Regions from separate parts of the Homo sapiens genome. Here region 1 is linked to region 2. A link is a loop called in an ENCODE intact Hi-C map of the cell type or tissue named here. Cell type or tissue: natural killer cell. All regions are shown on one strand.

What was found. Hi-C counts contacts between places; a loop is a spot of excess contacts. Peaks named below come from ENCODE experiments on the same cell type or tissue, not always from the same donor. Only the 100,000 strongest peaks of a DNase experiment are listed, where the experiment ranks them.
Region 1: a loop joins it to region 2, with 7 times the contacts of the local background. A loop is called at or near these places in 4 of 110 quality-filtered maps.

What each region holds. Positions count from the first base shown.
Region 1 is chr2:144,594,982-144,602,981 of GRCh38, reverse strand. No RefSeq gene overlaps it. Among named protein-coding and RNA genes, the nearest start is that of TEX41, 69 kb to the left of the region's middle. In natural killer cell, no CTCF peak of the experiment used is centred here; DNase peaks (open chromatin) are centred at 4,611 and 6,551; H3K4me3 peaks cover 862 bases; H3K27ac peaks cover 5,426 bases.
Region 2 is chr2:144,656,164-144,664,163 of GRCh38, reverse strand. No RefSeq gene overlaps it. Among named protein-coding and RNA genes, the nearest start is that of TEX41, 7.8 kb to the left of the region's middle. In natural killer cell, no CTCF peak of the experiment used is centred here; a DNase peak (open chromatin) is centred at 4,263; H3K27ac peaks cover 2,326 bases.

The DNA of each region.
Region 1 (8,000 bases), 61 kb after region 2:
AGAGGCACCGCAGAGGCCTCAAAATGCCTATGGTACTTCACATAAGACCAGAATATAACACATTTCTATTAAGGTTGACCCAATTTAATCTTCAGTAACTGGCTGTTTGTAGTATTCCAACTAAAATAAAACATTTGAAACTCTTGGCTCAAATAATTTTAGCTGTTAGGAGAAAATATGTGGTAGGTATTTTATTCCTTAAGATGGGTTAGGTCAGCATGGAACCGGTAGTTTGTATTTGGCCAGGTAGGGTAATGCGCATTAGGGGACAGAAAAATAAGAATGAGTGCAACCTGGGTTGCTGCTCAAGTTCTATATAGGAGAAGCCTCTTTTCTTCCAGAGAAGAGTGCGGCGCTGACACCTAGGTAACTTTCTAGATGCTTTCCATGTCTTTGGTTTGGAGCCCCACAGCAGATACTTGGAAACTACAATTGCAAGAACTCTGGTTACTTTGTGTAGCAGAAGGACATTTAATTTAAAAAAAAAAAAGAAAAGAAAAGAAAAGAAAAAGAAAAAAGAAAGTCAAATAACCTAATAAGTCATTATTATTTACAGGCCAACTGAGCAGCTACCCAATGTTCATCATGATCCTCAGATGAAGTCTGTCTCCATAGACAGATCTACACAATCTATGACAAGATTTTTCTGGCAGTTCTGAGAATACCACTCACGTCTCACCTTTCCCAAGAGTAGATCTGCTATGGTGAATGGGTCATCATTTCTGTAAAGTTCTATCTAACTTCCTATGAAGTTCCATCTTCAGCTGCACCTTCCAGCGGTTTATCTCTAAAAAATGGTGCATCACCCTGGGGAGAATCACCTAAAGAGACATGTTTCCTATATTGGCAATTTAATCCCCTCTAAATTTCTGTTTTTATCTCCTCCAAGTAATGGCACACCTCTCTTTATTCTTTTTTTTTTTTTTCTGAGATGGAGTGTCGCTCTGTTGCCCAGGCTGGAGTGCAGTGGTGTAATTTCAGCTCACTGCAACCTCCACCTCCCGGGTTCAAGCTATTCTCCTGCCTCAGCCTCTTGATTAACTGGGACTACAGGCACCCGCCACCACACCCAGCTAATTTTTTGTATTTTTAGTAGAGATGGGGCTTCACTGTGTTAGCCAGGATGGTCTCAATCTCCTGACCTCGTGATCCGCCTGCCTTGGCCTCCCAAAGTGCTGGGATTACAGGCGTGAGCCACCGCGGCCGGCTTCTTTATTCTTAAATATGTTAATCTTGACTAGAACTCTATCCATGAACCCACGACCCAGTTAGGCAGGGTACTTGATGCCACATGGTTCTTCTGATGGTCTCTAGAAGACTATGGAATATTTCTCCTGCAGTAGAAAATTCCAGCTGTCTTGAACCACAAGGCTAGCTTAGTGAACTTTGCCTCATTCTCCTAATTGACTGGGATTCACAATACAACATAAGAACATAGACACATGAGAAATACGAAATTTCTGATAATAACCATAGGTTGCCTAGAAAAATCAAGAATGTTACATTTGACACTGAACAGCACATGTTTCTAGTCTGTCCAGATATAACAGTATTATATCTGTTATATCTGATAACAGTATTATATCTGTTATATCTGATAACAGTATTATATCTGTTATATCTGATAACAGAAAGGGAAAAATATAAATATAGAGCTTATTTGTCAAGAATTTTGCCCATGAACATAATTGATAGGCAGCAAAGCATTAATAATCAGGGAGAACAGAGCTAAGAGAATGTTGGCGTTGTCTTCATTTCTGTTAATGCTTTTTTCAGATAAGCGAAATCTGATTGTTTTTATAATGTTTATAGCTATCATTAGGTGCATATTATATGTCAGGAAGTTAACATGTTTTTTACTTAATTGACACAATTGCCCTCCCTTATCCCCATTTTATGTGCAAGGAAATCAAGGTTCAGAAGAATAAAGTAACCTGTCCGCTGCCAAAAATCTTGTAAGTGGGAAAGCCTGGGTTCAGCTGAGGTCCAGACTCTAATGCCCATGCACTGTAGCTTACAAATGAAGGCAGTGAAGAGGGAAAGGCAGGGTTGTAGGAAAGAGGCTACCACTGCATGAGTAAACAAAATCTCAAAAGAGGCTGAAAAATTGGACTCAAAACACAAGCACAGAAAGAAAGATATGCCTTAAAAGGTGGAAATGTACTTCCCAGAGACAGAAGGAAAAACTACATTAAAAATTAAATAGCTGGGTGTGGTGGCATGCACCTGTGGTCCCAGCCACTTGGGAGGCTTAGGCAGGAAGATCGCTTGAGGCCTGGTATTTGAGACTGTAGTACACTAAGATCATTCCTGTGAATAGCCACTGCACTCCACCCTGGGCAACATAGCAAGACTCCATCAATAAAGAAAAGGAAGGAAGGGAGGGAGGGAGGAAAGGAAGGAAGGAGAGAAAAAGAAAGAAAGAAAAAAAGGAAAAAGAAAGAAGGAAAGAAAGATTAAATGGTTTTATATTTAAAAGTGACATTACAACTAAAATAATATTGGATGATCACCTAGAAGGTTGAAGTTTGCAGAGGTCTTTAAAGCTACTTACCTACATTGGACAGTATGCTAAAATTTTGCTAAAGAGTAGAATTTATTGCAACAGGTCTGTCTTGGACTTTAGCCAGCCACTTAGTTACTGATCTTATAATTAGTTGCACTCACTTTCCAGACAGCCCCACAGTGCAAGCCAGAAGCTCTGAGGACAGCATTCCTAAATCTATATAATACAGTCTTACAAGGTAATAATAATAGTAGCCACAATATGGTAAATGACAAGAGCTTTAGACAGAGAATCGAGTCCTAAATTCTAGCTGTAGATTTACTAACTAATCTTGTGAGCCTTAGAAATGCACTTAACTTCTTTGTGACCCATATTTCTAGTCTGTGTAGTAGGAATTCATTTACTCAACAAATATTCATTGAGTGCCTCTGATGTTGCACTCTATACTCAGTGTATCCACTCTCCTGGAACTGATATCCTACTAAGAGGTAGCAAAGCCAGAAAATCACAAAGGAAGCAAATCCACAAACAAAGTTTCAGAAAGTGATATGTAGAAAATAACACAGGAAAATGTGAGAGAATATGCAGCAAGGAGGTGCATTTTAAGCTTTTACCATATCAAGGTGAGAGATGATGGCTGGCTCTTGAAAATGAATTGGATAGATTCAAGATAGCAAGAAGATAAGATTGACTGATGACTAGATAGAGGGTGGTGAAGGTCATAAGAATCAAGCAGGAGTCCTGGGAGTTTTTCTTTTCAACAACTGTGTAGATGAGGGTGGCATTTCCTGACCTGATGAAAAATGCTAAAGAATGAGCCTGAGAGTCAGTAAACAAGAGTTCTGTTCGTTGGTTTTTAGATATTGCCCTACATAATCTCTGAGGTTGATTCCACTTGAAGAAACATTCCATGACTCTAGATTGTGACCACATAGGCATTTTGAGAGGTGAAATATGGTGTGAATTAAATTACATTCATGTCAATGAGTACCTGAAGCAGGATAGAAATGGTGGTCAAGAGGACCCAAGACATGTAAAAACTGTGTGAGTCCAGTTGGTAAAATTTATAAATGCAGTTGTCTAATTCACTGAATATAAAGATCAAGAGTAATAGTACAAAGAAGAAGGTTGTTGGTCTAGAGTGAAAGTCGTTGGAGACTAGCAATGGTGGTCTGGAGATCCATACATGATATGCAGATCATGGCATATACATCTATCTGGAAGACAGCATGGCAAAGCAAGAATGACAGGAACTACTCTCCGACACTCATTTGAGCAAGCGATCTTGCCTCTGACTCTTTATTCTCAAAGAATAAATGAGTTAGGAGACTAGAGGAGTATGCCTGGGTGGGTTTAGTGTGAAACCTGCCATTTTATTCGTGAGGGCTGGACTTATCACCTCATAAGTGTGAAAACAGGTGTGAAAAACCCCTCCTCATCCTCATTACTTCCAGTAAATGAATTCTTTTTTAAAAGCCTTCACTCACACAGTAAATGATTCTAAATATCTCGTAGTCGTTATTCCCCTGCCTATTCCTCACCTTCTTCAAAAGAACAGTCTAAAACTCTTGTGATCAGGAATGTGGTGTCACGATAAGTTTAGGGAAATATGGGGTTAATTGCTATGGAACACATTTTGATTTCACTTTTCTACAAGTGACTACACTCAAAAATACTCATTTTCCAGCATCTGCTTCATAGGAAGATGCTCCTGAAATGTTGTTAGGCAGGGTGGGGGACATGGCTGCCCCCTAAAAAGGAACCACATTGCTGGCATCATGGCCACTGGCATAGGACAGAGGACTACCTGTTACTGTTCCCATTTACAACCAGAACCAGACACAACCAAGGATCACTCAAAGTGTTACAAGTGAAAGCATTTCGTAAATTGTAGTGTAATCTGCAAACATAAGAAGTGATTATTATGTTCTTATTCAATCATGTAGAAATGGATGTTGGTTATAAGTGGGGAGAATTCCTACAGCTTTTTCATTCCTTAAGGCTGGATCACAAATGTACCATCACAACCAAAGCTAGTTTTAAACAATCTAAGCAATTACTGTTGCTGAGAAGAATGACGATTTGACATGTGTAGCGTCAATTTGACCATAATAGTTTCACTTCAGCACTAGGTATTTGACATTCATTAGTGCTGAAAAAAGTAAAGCGCGGTTTTATCACACCTTTTTACATTTGGTAAGTGATAGGTCCCACCCAATTAAAGTTCCATTTTATTTTAAATGATAGATTTTACCAAAAACACCTCACCTAAACCCCATCTCATCTATTTATGTCAAATTCTAACCTCCTCTTAAAAGTACAGAAGCAGATATATCCACTAAAATTGTTCCCTGCCATACTTGGCTTTGCAATACACTTATCTAATAAATTTTATACCCTTCTTTCCTACCCACAGAAAATATTGGCTTTGCTATTTGTTTTCCTCTCCTCCTAATACCATCCATTCTCTGGTTCTATTATTTCTAAGTTCATGTACTTACAGGTCTCCATTATGACAAGAAAATATATTATTCGGTCCTTTAATCCTTCCATCCTTAGTCATGTTTTAAAAATACTTCCTTCTCCTCCTCCCTCTGTCAGTAAAGTGAGAATATAAAAAAGACACACAGTACATACAACATATTTATAATGTAAAAACAATATTTAGCATAATTGGCTTTGTTTTAACTAATGTGCAGAGCATCTCTAAATGCATGTCCTCCTTTATGGGTTGCCGCTTTCACATGATTTTCCTTTGATGTGAGATTTTAAAGGCTAAGGACCCATTCTCCATTAAGCCTTTGGCGCTGGAATTCTCCCATCTAGGAAGCCGCTGTGTTGATGGCCCAATCATTGACTTTAGTATGTTGAGGAACCTTTTTACATACAGCTAATCATGTGCATTTTTAAGTCTTAATTTACAAATGCATCCAGATACATTGACATAAGGCCGATGCACACCATCCTGCCTCCCTGTCTACATCACTAATTTGACAGCATGAAAGTGTTAATGCTAATTTTATTTTGAATTTCCTAATTAAACATTTCTTTTATCCTGGACAGAAAGATTTATCATAGATTATTAGCAAATTACTCATCTTCTACTATTAGAAATAGTTTTAATGAGACCATACCTACTGGGAGGAAATAAGCAACTCATACCCACTCCAAGCACATGCAAATTGTTGCCATGTTTTCCAACTCGCAACTTCTAGAAGTCAAGTCTATACCAAGCCTAAAAAAGAAAAGCCCGCCGAATGCAGTGATCACGACATTCACATTAACAAGCATTCTAAATTCACTGTCTTCCAGGTCAGAGTTAACATAGTAATTTCCACTCAAAGGACACTGGTCATCAAATCCAACATCCTTTTATTTTATTCAAAATAAAAGGACAAAAATGAGATATAAACACAACTTAGAAAGTCTATGAGTTCATTTAAGAAGTGCTATTTAAGCTGTAAAGGATTTCCTGTCATTCTGGTTTTAAATAATTTTATAATATTCTTTTGTTCTTGGGTTACTCTATATCCAAATAATCATGTATGTAAATGACTCAATACAACAGTAGATGCCCTGACAATGTAAACATTATTGTTTATCCAGAAGCATTATATGTTCATGCAAAAAAAAAAAGTGGCATTAAAAGCTTGTGGTCAGATCAAAAAACCACAACTGTAATTGTTTATTTATATAACTTACCATTACTCTGTAGTGTAAGTTTACATTTTTTAAAAATTTCTAAACGCTGAGTTAGTCTTAGAAGAGTGAAAAATGCATGGTTCGCCTAAATGATTAAAGACAAACAACTTAGGTCTATGCATGCAGCAAAATGCTTTAATATGGAAATTATTCATTTTGCCCAGGCTTATAGTTTTCATTTTTATGCTGCCCTTGAAACTCCATGATAACAGGGCCATTCAGTGGAATTTCTGCATTTTTCTCTTCAGTTCAGGGCAGCTGGTTTCTTTCCTCTCGAAGCAGAAAGCTAAAGTATATTTATCACTCTAACAGTGACTCAAAACAAACAGGAAGTCTTCATCAGCCGGCTCCTGGGCATAGCTGATATTAGGTACTGGCAGAAAGGAAACAGAGACCTCATTCTCTGAGAGTCCGACAGAATGTACATGCAGATGCAGGCGATAACAAAGTTAGGGATGCTCCCAATGACCACCATGTTCTCCCAGGATTAAGTGCTCTTTGCAAGGCTCGCCAGCTTTCAGAGTCTGTGAAAATTCCTCAGGAGTTTTCCTTTCCATTGCAGTGTGAAAGAGAAGTTTGAACTGGATACCACGAGCCTTACAATCCTTGTGAACCTATGCGCCAAAGGAAACCTGGGAGGGAGCTATTCTGGGAGATTTGGCTTTGATCTGGTTGCTAGGAAAAAGCCCTGCTTTTGTCTGGAAGTATTCTGAATGGCTCCTTCAGTCAGAATGAGGCCTGCAGGTCACTGTCTGAATTAAGTGAAGAGGATTTTTTTTAACACTAAAAATGAAGTTGTCGCTGTATGCCATAATAAAGCTGGAGAGAGTAGATCGTGCTGCTGAGCAATGGTAACGGCTCTTTGCTACAACCTAAACTCCAAGGTATACTGTGAAAATCACTGAAGCGTGCTTGCAGATCAAATATATGCAAATATTGCTCAGTGGCACATATGTTCCTAGAGACCTTTGCCTTCACCTCCTTTTCAAATGAAACCTGTTTCAGATTCAAAGCCCACTTTGTTTTTATTAATACAAATGTTCACTATCAAACCATTTTTTTATCCTTACTAATAGAGAGGTTATACAACTCACACCTAACTTTTTTCAGCCAAACCAAACTCCAAATGGATTGCACTGCAAACTACTGATACTAATGCAAAAGTATTAGGCAATACACTTTGGGGGGTCCTTTCAATATTTTCTTTTTTATTTGTCAGCTAATCTCTTTGTTTATGGTAATGTATGTACCTTTGTATAAGGACTTTACAGCCATTATCTAATCTTCACAGATCCTGGTGAGGTAGAAAGGGAGCAAATCTTATCTCCGTTCTACAGATGAGGAAACAGAGATGAAGGAAGGTTGAGTAACAAGCTCACATTTTAAGTGGTGCATTCTGTCCAGATGAAAAAAACAAAAAAAAAAGACAGTATGGCACGGGCTTTGTTTTTCCAGGAGTGAGGCTAGATTTTCACCTACCACCCATCTGTTCACCAGTCCCCTTAATGACCGGCATTTCCCAGTGACTGCACACTTTCCACACAATCTGTTGAGAAAACACGCAGCAAACTGACCCACATGAGGATCAAACCCTTGACCTTGGCACCACTGGCATCAGATGCTTGTGAACTGAGCCACAGACTGAAAGCCTAATTGCCCCCAAGTAGAATGGGATCAATTCCTCCCCTTCTCAATCATTCTGGAAAAGAAAAGAAGGGCTAATTGTTATGAATTTATCTAGTCTTGTTCTTCCTCAAGCTTGAAATGTATTTTACATTCCAAGCAAATCCTA
Region 2 (8,000 bases):
GACAGGGTCTCCCTCTGCTGCCCAGGGGGAGTACAGTGTCACAATCATAGATCACTGCAGCCTTCAACTCCTGGACTCAAGTGATCCTCCTGCCTCAGCCTCCCAAGTAGCTGGGACTACAGGCACGGGCCACAATGCCTAGCTGATTTTTTTTTATTTTTAGTAGAGATGGGGTCCTGCTATGTTGCCCAGGCTGCTCTCAAACTTCTGAGCTCAAGCACTCCTCCTGCCTCAGTATCCCAAAGTGCTGGGATTATAGGCAAGAGCCACTGCACCCAGCTACAAATTTATTGTATTTATTATTTCTTAAGCACACATATGTGCTGGCCACTGTGCTGAGGTTACAGAGAAGATTAAGAGAGTCTCTACCCTTGTGGTGCTTGGAGTCCAGAGAAGTCAGTGGATATGAGCAGTATGATGAATGCTGTGATGGGAACGTGTACAGGATAAGATGGGAAAACGTCACTGAGGCCCTACCCCAATGGTGCAGTAAAGGAAGGGACTGAGAAAGACCCTCTAAAGCCCTGACTCCTGGCATCGTGTAAAATAAGTGGGAGTAAGCAGGTGAAGAAGGCAAACAAGAAGGACATTCCCGAGGAAGGATAAGCCTGGGCAAGATTCCGGAGGTGGAACACAGAACGGTGTGCAGCAGGAACAAGCTACGCTTCTGGTTCTGGCTTTAGGACTTCAAGCCCATGGAAGAGATATTTTTAGTCAAGTGAGTATTGTCAGGGTATTTAGTCAACCCTCCTAAAGCAACAACTTCCTTTTTTTGAGAAGGAGACCAACCCTAACTTCAGGATTTCCCTTCCACTCACAAAGACTCCTCCAAAGTAGTTTCTTCCTCCGCTTTTGAATCCAATGTACCTAGACACCCTTCCCTAACGTAAGTAAGTCCATCCAGCCCATCAGATTTAATTGCTTCATATAATTCTTTGTACTTATTTTTATATATAGTTCTCAATTATTACCTTGTCTCCCCCACAACACCTTGGGACAAGACTCTTGAATACTGTTTCTTTCTCTTCCACCTTTCAGAACATTTTAGATATTGATAATTTGCCATGTGACTTTGCATCTTCATAAAAAATATTGATAATTTGCCATGTGACTTTGCATCTTCATAAACAGAAGTAGAAAAATATTTTTTCATGATTGTTTCTCCAACAATACTTTCAAGATAGAGATAATAGCAAAACAATTCACCACAGGAGTTAAGTGTCCAAAGTTGTTAGATACAAAATAACAATAAAAGTGGAGAACTTTGAATGCCTATAATGGATGGTTCTGTACTCACTATCTCACTTAATCTTCACAACTATGTCAGATGGCATCAGTAGTATGGCCCCTATTTTATAGATGAGAAAACTGAGTCTCAGAGAGATTCATTTGCCCTTCTCAGGAAAGTTAAGGAAAGCTTCCCTACAGAAGACCCATGAGAGCCCAAAGTGACTAGGCTTTAGCCATGAGAAGAAAGGGAAAGACTCTCTGAGGTAACAGGCAGGGCCAGAGCTCAAACCTATATTCATCTGACTCGAAAATTTCCAGGCTAAATATTTTTAAGTCCATGCATTCAAAAAAATACAATTTAAAACACACACAGCTATCATTGGTCACTTCTGAAGAAGGCTGCAAAATAGGCTGAAACTGGAAATGAGGGGTTAAATCCAGTATTTAGCCTGGGTTTTACATACAGATAATATAATGAACATATATTTCCTCAGTGTAATCAAACAGGAAAAGTTTCTTCTAGAAATATTACAACTACTAGATTAAAAGGAATTATATTCATAGAATGAATATATTGTATTGCAGCCTCTAATGAATTAAGGGATCTGGACAATGATTAATAATGGCTACTGATACCACAAAAAAGAGACTATCAAGCATTGTTTGTCTCCTAATAGAATACATGACACATGTATGAAATATATTTGCCAAAAAAAACTCATTGAATCTAATCATACATTTAGATATCAATTTACAGGAAATAGAAAAGACTGAGGAACATATCAAAAGATAACACAGAAATTTAATCATCAAAATCAGAAAATTCACAGGAAAAAATGGCCTAGTTTCTTCACAAGAAAGAAAGAAAGAAAGAAAGAAAGAAAGAAAGAAAGAAAGAAAGAAAGAAAGATGGAAGGAAACCTGTAGAGTAAAAGAGACTTAAGACACATATTCCCCAATAGCTTTCTATGGACCTTATTAGGATCGAGATTCAGACAAATTTTTAAAAAAATATGTATATGAGGCAATTGGAGAAATTTAAACATTGACTTGCTAGTGAATACAATTAAAAATTTTTTGTTAATTTTTAGATGTTTTAACATTATTGCATTTGCCTTTTAAATTAAAAAGGCCCTTAATTTTAGAAATACCTTTGGAAATATTTGCAGATGAAATTGAACAAGATTTGTCTCAAAAGAATTTTGTTAAAACAAGATTAAATGAAGATACAGGTTAGACTAGATTGGCCATGAATTGATGGTTGACTCTTGATAGGAATGTAGAGATCCATCATACACTTCACTCTATTTTGGTATATTTTTGAAATATATATATAAATTTCAATAATAAATTCGAAAAAATTTATTACTAATATAATAGCAGTAAGTCTTTTAAACCACTTCCTTTCCCTGGCTCCTCTCGGCCTCCTCAGCTGTGGACTCTTGACCCTTTGTTAAGCCTAGCGTTCTCTTTTAAAGGCTCAATAGAAAATCAACCATCCAAGGATATCCTTCACCAGGAAAAAGGGATCATCTGAGCTCTGGGACTGCCCTTGCTTTGATTATCATCCCCTCTCTTTCTGGACAAGGTAGTTCCTAACCAAAATGTAGTTCGGCTGACTCTGAAATATGCTGGCAGAAGGCATATATTTCAATTCTGCCCTTAGGCAGCCTAAAAAGTGCACACCCTGCAAAACGATTAAGATCACTCCCTGTCACACTCCTTCCTCATTTTTCAACTTCACTTTTTATCATCCTGCATTTTGACATCAGGGACATTTACAATGATCAGCAAGGACACAGACATTCTCCATGGTAACTGTAAGTTTACTTGTTTATTTAGAAAAGTCCAGAGTCAATGGCATGCAAACTCAAACAGGGCCTTAGAGAGCACTAAGTTCAGTTCCCTCACTTCCCAGGGGTGGTAAGTTAGGCTCCAAAAGGTAAGGGGCTTGCCCAAAACACATACAAAAAGGAAGTGCCTGACCCGGGCACTCTAAAATCACAAACACAGCTTTCCTCTCCAATCTCTATACTCAAGAACAGAGGAGGACTCAGAACTATAATTGTGTGACTCACATCAGTCAGTGTCTCTGAAATATACAATCCTAAGCAATGTAGTTAAGCCTCCTAAGTCCACCTCCTCTCCCCTACCTGGGGAGATCAGCATTAATGATGAGCTGAGGTAAAAGAGCTTAGAGGCTTGAAGGGGCCACAAAGGGATTTGCAGTGCAGGGAGGGCCACATTCCTGAACTTTCTCCTCTCCTGGAAGGTGCCTGGTGTGCTTCGAACCTACAATGTCCATCGCTTCTTTTCCTTTGACCTTCTCTTAGTTCTTGCACAGTTTTCTTAACTTTATTCATAGTTTTAAAGAGTCTCGGGGTGTGGGGGGGTTACTAGCTCATATTTTAAACCCTCTCTTCCTACAACTTGACACTAAACAGATACAAAGATGAATAAAATTACCATCCTTAATTAGTGCTTTTGCCTCAGTCATTCCTAAGCTGAAGCCATTGGCTGACCACTAAAAATAATGTTTAAACAAGGTCTTCTGTGTTAATTTCCCATAAATGTATTTTAAAATGCTCCCATCCCATTCTATAAGTTTTATGGTTTTCAAAGAAAGCCATGTCCAAGAACAATAAGTCAGTTGCCCAAGGTCTCAGAGGTGTTGGGAACATAACCAAGAGCTAGCCCAGGGTCTAGCTGACCCCAAAGCCCATGCCTTCCAAGCAGCACAAGAGAGAGGAAGGCACCATCTAGGTGTCTTTCTTAGCTCCGAGGGAATAAAAGTCTTCCCAGGAAGGGACCAGCAGGACCTGAAGGCTGTTCTTTAAGTCCCCTTCAGGATCCCACGGTGAAAAGGTCAAAATACGTTCTGTGCTTTTCACAGATAGAGTTGTAAAATGGCTGTGGGAGAACAGCCTCGGAGTGAACCTGACATTGGGTGTGTGCAAGCGGTTCATGACTCTGCGGTTGAGTGTACATGAGTCACCCAGAACACCGCGAGGCTCCAACATAAACCATGTCCTCAGGCCTCACCCTCAGCCCCTGCCACAAGCTTATTCACACATGATGTGCTAGCCTGGCACCCAAAACCCCCAAATCATCCATGAGTCACAGCTCATTACGTGGAACACTGCAGGCTTGCTACCCTGATGTTGGGCCATGATTTGCTTAATTGAACCAAGAAAAGGAGCGTGGGAAGTGAGGGAGCCAAGCTGTTACCTATGCATTAAAGAATATGAAGCAGGACCAAAGGCACCACGAAGAAAACATTCCAAGTTTAGCGCTCTCTCAAGGAGTTCAAGAGCTTCAGAGCCAGACTGCTGAATTTTAAGCCCAGCTCGGCCCCTTAGCATCTGTATGATCTGGGGCATGTGATTTCTGCCTCAGCTTCCTCATCAGTGAAATGCAAGTAAAAGAGCATCTACCATACAGGGCTTACCCCTGTTAAAACAGTAACACCTAAAATGTGTATATAAATAAAGGCAGGTTGAGTATCCCTTATCCAAAATGCTTAGAACCAGAAGAGTTTCAGATTTTGGACCTTTTTTTTTTTTCCTTTATTGCATTATGCTGGTTCAGCATCCCTAATCCAAAAATTGAAAATCTGAAATGTTTCAATGAGCATTTCCTTTCAGTGTCCTATCAGTGCTCAAAAGTTTCAGAATCTGGAGCATTTCAGATTTCAGACATTCAAATTAGGGATACTCAATTGTACTACTATTAGTATGCCATCAGAATACTTTTACTTAAAACCTTCTATGTCATTGGTATATAAACCATGAAGTTGAACTCATCAACTCATTGCAACAAAGATGATCATGGAACTGTAATTGGAGAGCTTTGTTTATAACAAGCTTGCTCAATGATTGATATCTGGAGATGGAAAACAAAATAAGTGGGAAACTGGTAAACAATATAAACTTTAATATTATCTTCAGGGAGTTTAAAATTATAATCTTTAATAAGTGATCTTTTCATATCATTCTAACTTAGAACTATGTCTAGGTATCTTTTCTTTAACATTTAGGTACATGAGCTTATTTATCTTCTTGCTAAAGTTCAAAATCTAATTTCTAACACAGGTTACTTGCTGTAATAAACTCTACAAGCTTTAAAATGACAGGTTGAAAGATACGATTTTTTAGAGTTATGAATTAATAGCTATATATGTCAAAGACTTTGAAAGGGCCAACTTTTTCATATTTATAGATATATTATTGAAATGATAAAAAGTGAACTGTGGAAAGAGGAAAGAACTGAGAACCACATATAATGAATCAAACATACTTAACAAGACATGTACAGACACTTTGGTGTGCATCTCTTTTATTACGTTACATTAATCAAATACTGTTAAAGACATCCATCTGAGCAAAGTGTCATGATGATATTCTATAAAAACATTCTTTTGAAAAGAGTCTGTCCTGACAGCCATATCAACTATATTGTTTTAAGTGATTGTCAGACCCACACTTCTCAGAAATTAAGACAATTTATGTATGTGCCTCTTGAGTTCTCTCAGCCCCACTGAGGCTAGCTTTTTAAAAGAAAATAATGTACTTGGAGAAAATGCACAAAATCTGACTAAGGAGTCATAAGACTCTGGGTGCAAATAATTGAAAAAAATATTTTAGAAGCATAATATCAATTCATCTAGTTTTAAAGTTTTCACAAATTATAATAGGGAATTCTGCTTATTTCACAAAATAATTATCTGACCTTAAGAGGATTTTTCCTAACATCACATAAACCTGATGGCTTTACACAGTGATGATGAGCTATTATTTCATTTTCATCCTGATAAACTACATAAGAATTGCAATTTTTATATGCAATTATTCATAATGTATGTTTGGATTTCCCTGTTTAAATTCTATTAGAGTCCTACTTTATGAAAAATCTATCATTTAATATTCTATTTAATACTGAGATGAACATACATAAAAGCAAACAGATGAAGAAGATGAGTAATATCTCAGGATCTGTAGCCATCAGACTATGAGCAAATCATAATATATTATTATAAGTCCCTTCTGTTACAGTCAGATATTTCAGAAAAATAACAATAATGTATTAAAAACGGAACTTCTCTGGTCTTTAAATAGCACAAGTAATTCAACTGATAAATCTAGATAATACTTATAGCTCTCTATACCTATGGTTTGGTTTTGCCTTTTCTAAATTAAACTGGATTTTCAAACTATTTAGGTGCCACATTCATTTTACCCTGAGAAAAGATATGTCAAAGAACTTTATGGCTAGAAGTTTGTCTTAATTAGCATACAACTGAACAATCAAAGTCTAAAAACTGAAAGCCAGCAGCTGAATGTAACACTGATTTTAATATCCTTATTTTTAGAGAGAATTTATTATAAGAAATTGATGGCAGGTAGAAAGAGGATAAAGGTGTCCATACACTGCTTAATCATCTATACATAAAATTTATTTGGAAAGAAGGACAAATTTGGCCAGTTGCACCTTTGCCTTCATATAGATTCAATTTTCTCTGTCAGTTTGAGAGAACAGTTTTTGATTTTTCTACTACCTGCCTTCTGTGGTGGGGGAGGAGGGTTGAGGTGAGCCAACTAAGGAAAAACAAACAATTATGGACTGGGCATGGTGGCTCACACCTGTAATCCCAGCACTTTGGGAGGCTGAGGTGGGCAGATCACCTGAGGTCAGAAGTTCGAGACCAGTCTGACCAACATGGCAAAACCCCATCTCTACTAAAAATACAAAAATTAGCCGGGCATGGTGGCGAGCGCCTGTAATCCCAGCTACTTAGGAAGCTGAGGCAGGAGAATCGCTTGAACCTGGGAGGCGGAGGTTGCAATGAGCCAAGATCGCACCATTGCACTCCAGCCTGGATGACAAGAGTGAAACTCCGTCTCAAAAAAAGAAAAAAGAAAAAAAAAAAACTTTTCAGTTTGATGTAATGTAACTAGAAACCTCTCCTCTAAAATTGCTGTAATTGCATAGAAAGAAAATCTAAAGTGTAGCCATAATTATTTTTTAGAATGCTTTGAAGCCACCTTAGAAATTTGGCCCTCTTACTGGAAGACATCTATTCTTTTTGTTCCAGTCCTTGGCACATGCAGAATGACCAACCTCACTTATTGCTGCCACTCCCATACAAACCTAAGAAATTTCCTTTATGCATGACTAACCCCTACTAACCTTCATCTGCTAAATGATTTCTTATCTGTATGTGAAAAAATAATAACCTGATTATTTAAAAAATTACTCTCATCATTTTGTCCAATAGACCAAGCCCAAAAATCAGAGGATGGCAAAGTTTTCCCTTCAGATTTTACATTGAGGAGCTAGATTTATTTTTCTCTATTTAAATTTTGAACATTTTTTTAAAAACTTATCGTCTAGTTGTGTTAGTGTTCCAGATGTCAAAATACGATTTTATTTGACGCTGTTTAAACTGAAAATGAGCTTTACAAAGAAGGCTTACTAACATTTCAAATAATTCTGGAAAAGCATAGGAGGGTTTGAATTCACATAAACATAAAATGTATTTATGATTTGGATTTTAACCAATGTAAAGTATGTATCTGAGTATTGAGTCCCATGACTGCAATCTATTCTTCTGTGTTATATGGAAGATGAATAAAAGACATAACTTAAGCATTTTTCTCTAATTCTGGTCACAGACCTACAAGATGGGTACATTGCTCTTATTTTACCAGTGAGGAAATGGAGGTTTAGTTGGATGGAGTGTCTTGCCCAAGGTCACAGTGGTAGTAAGTAGG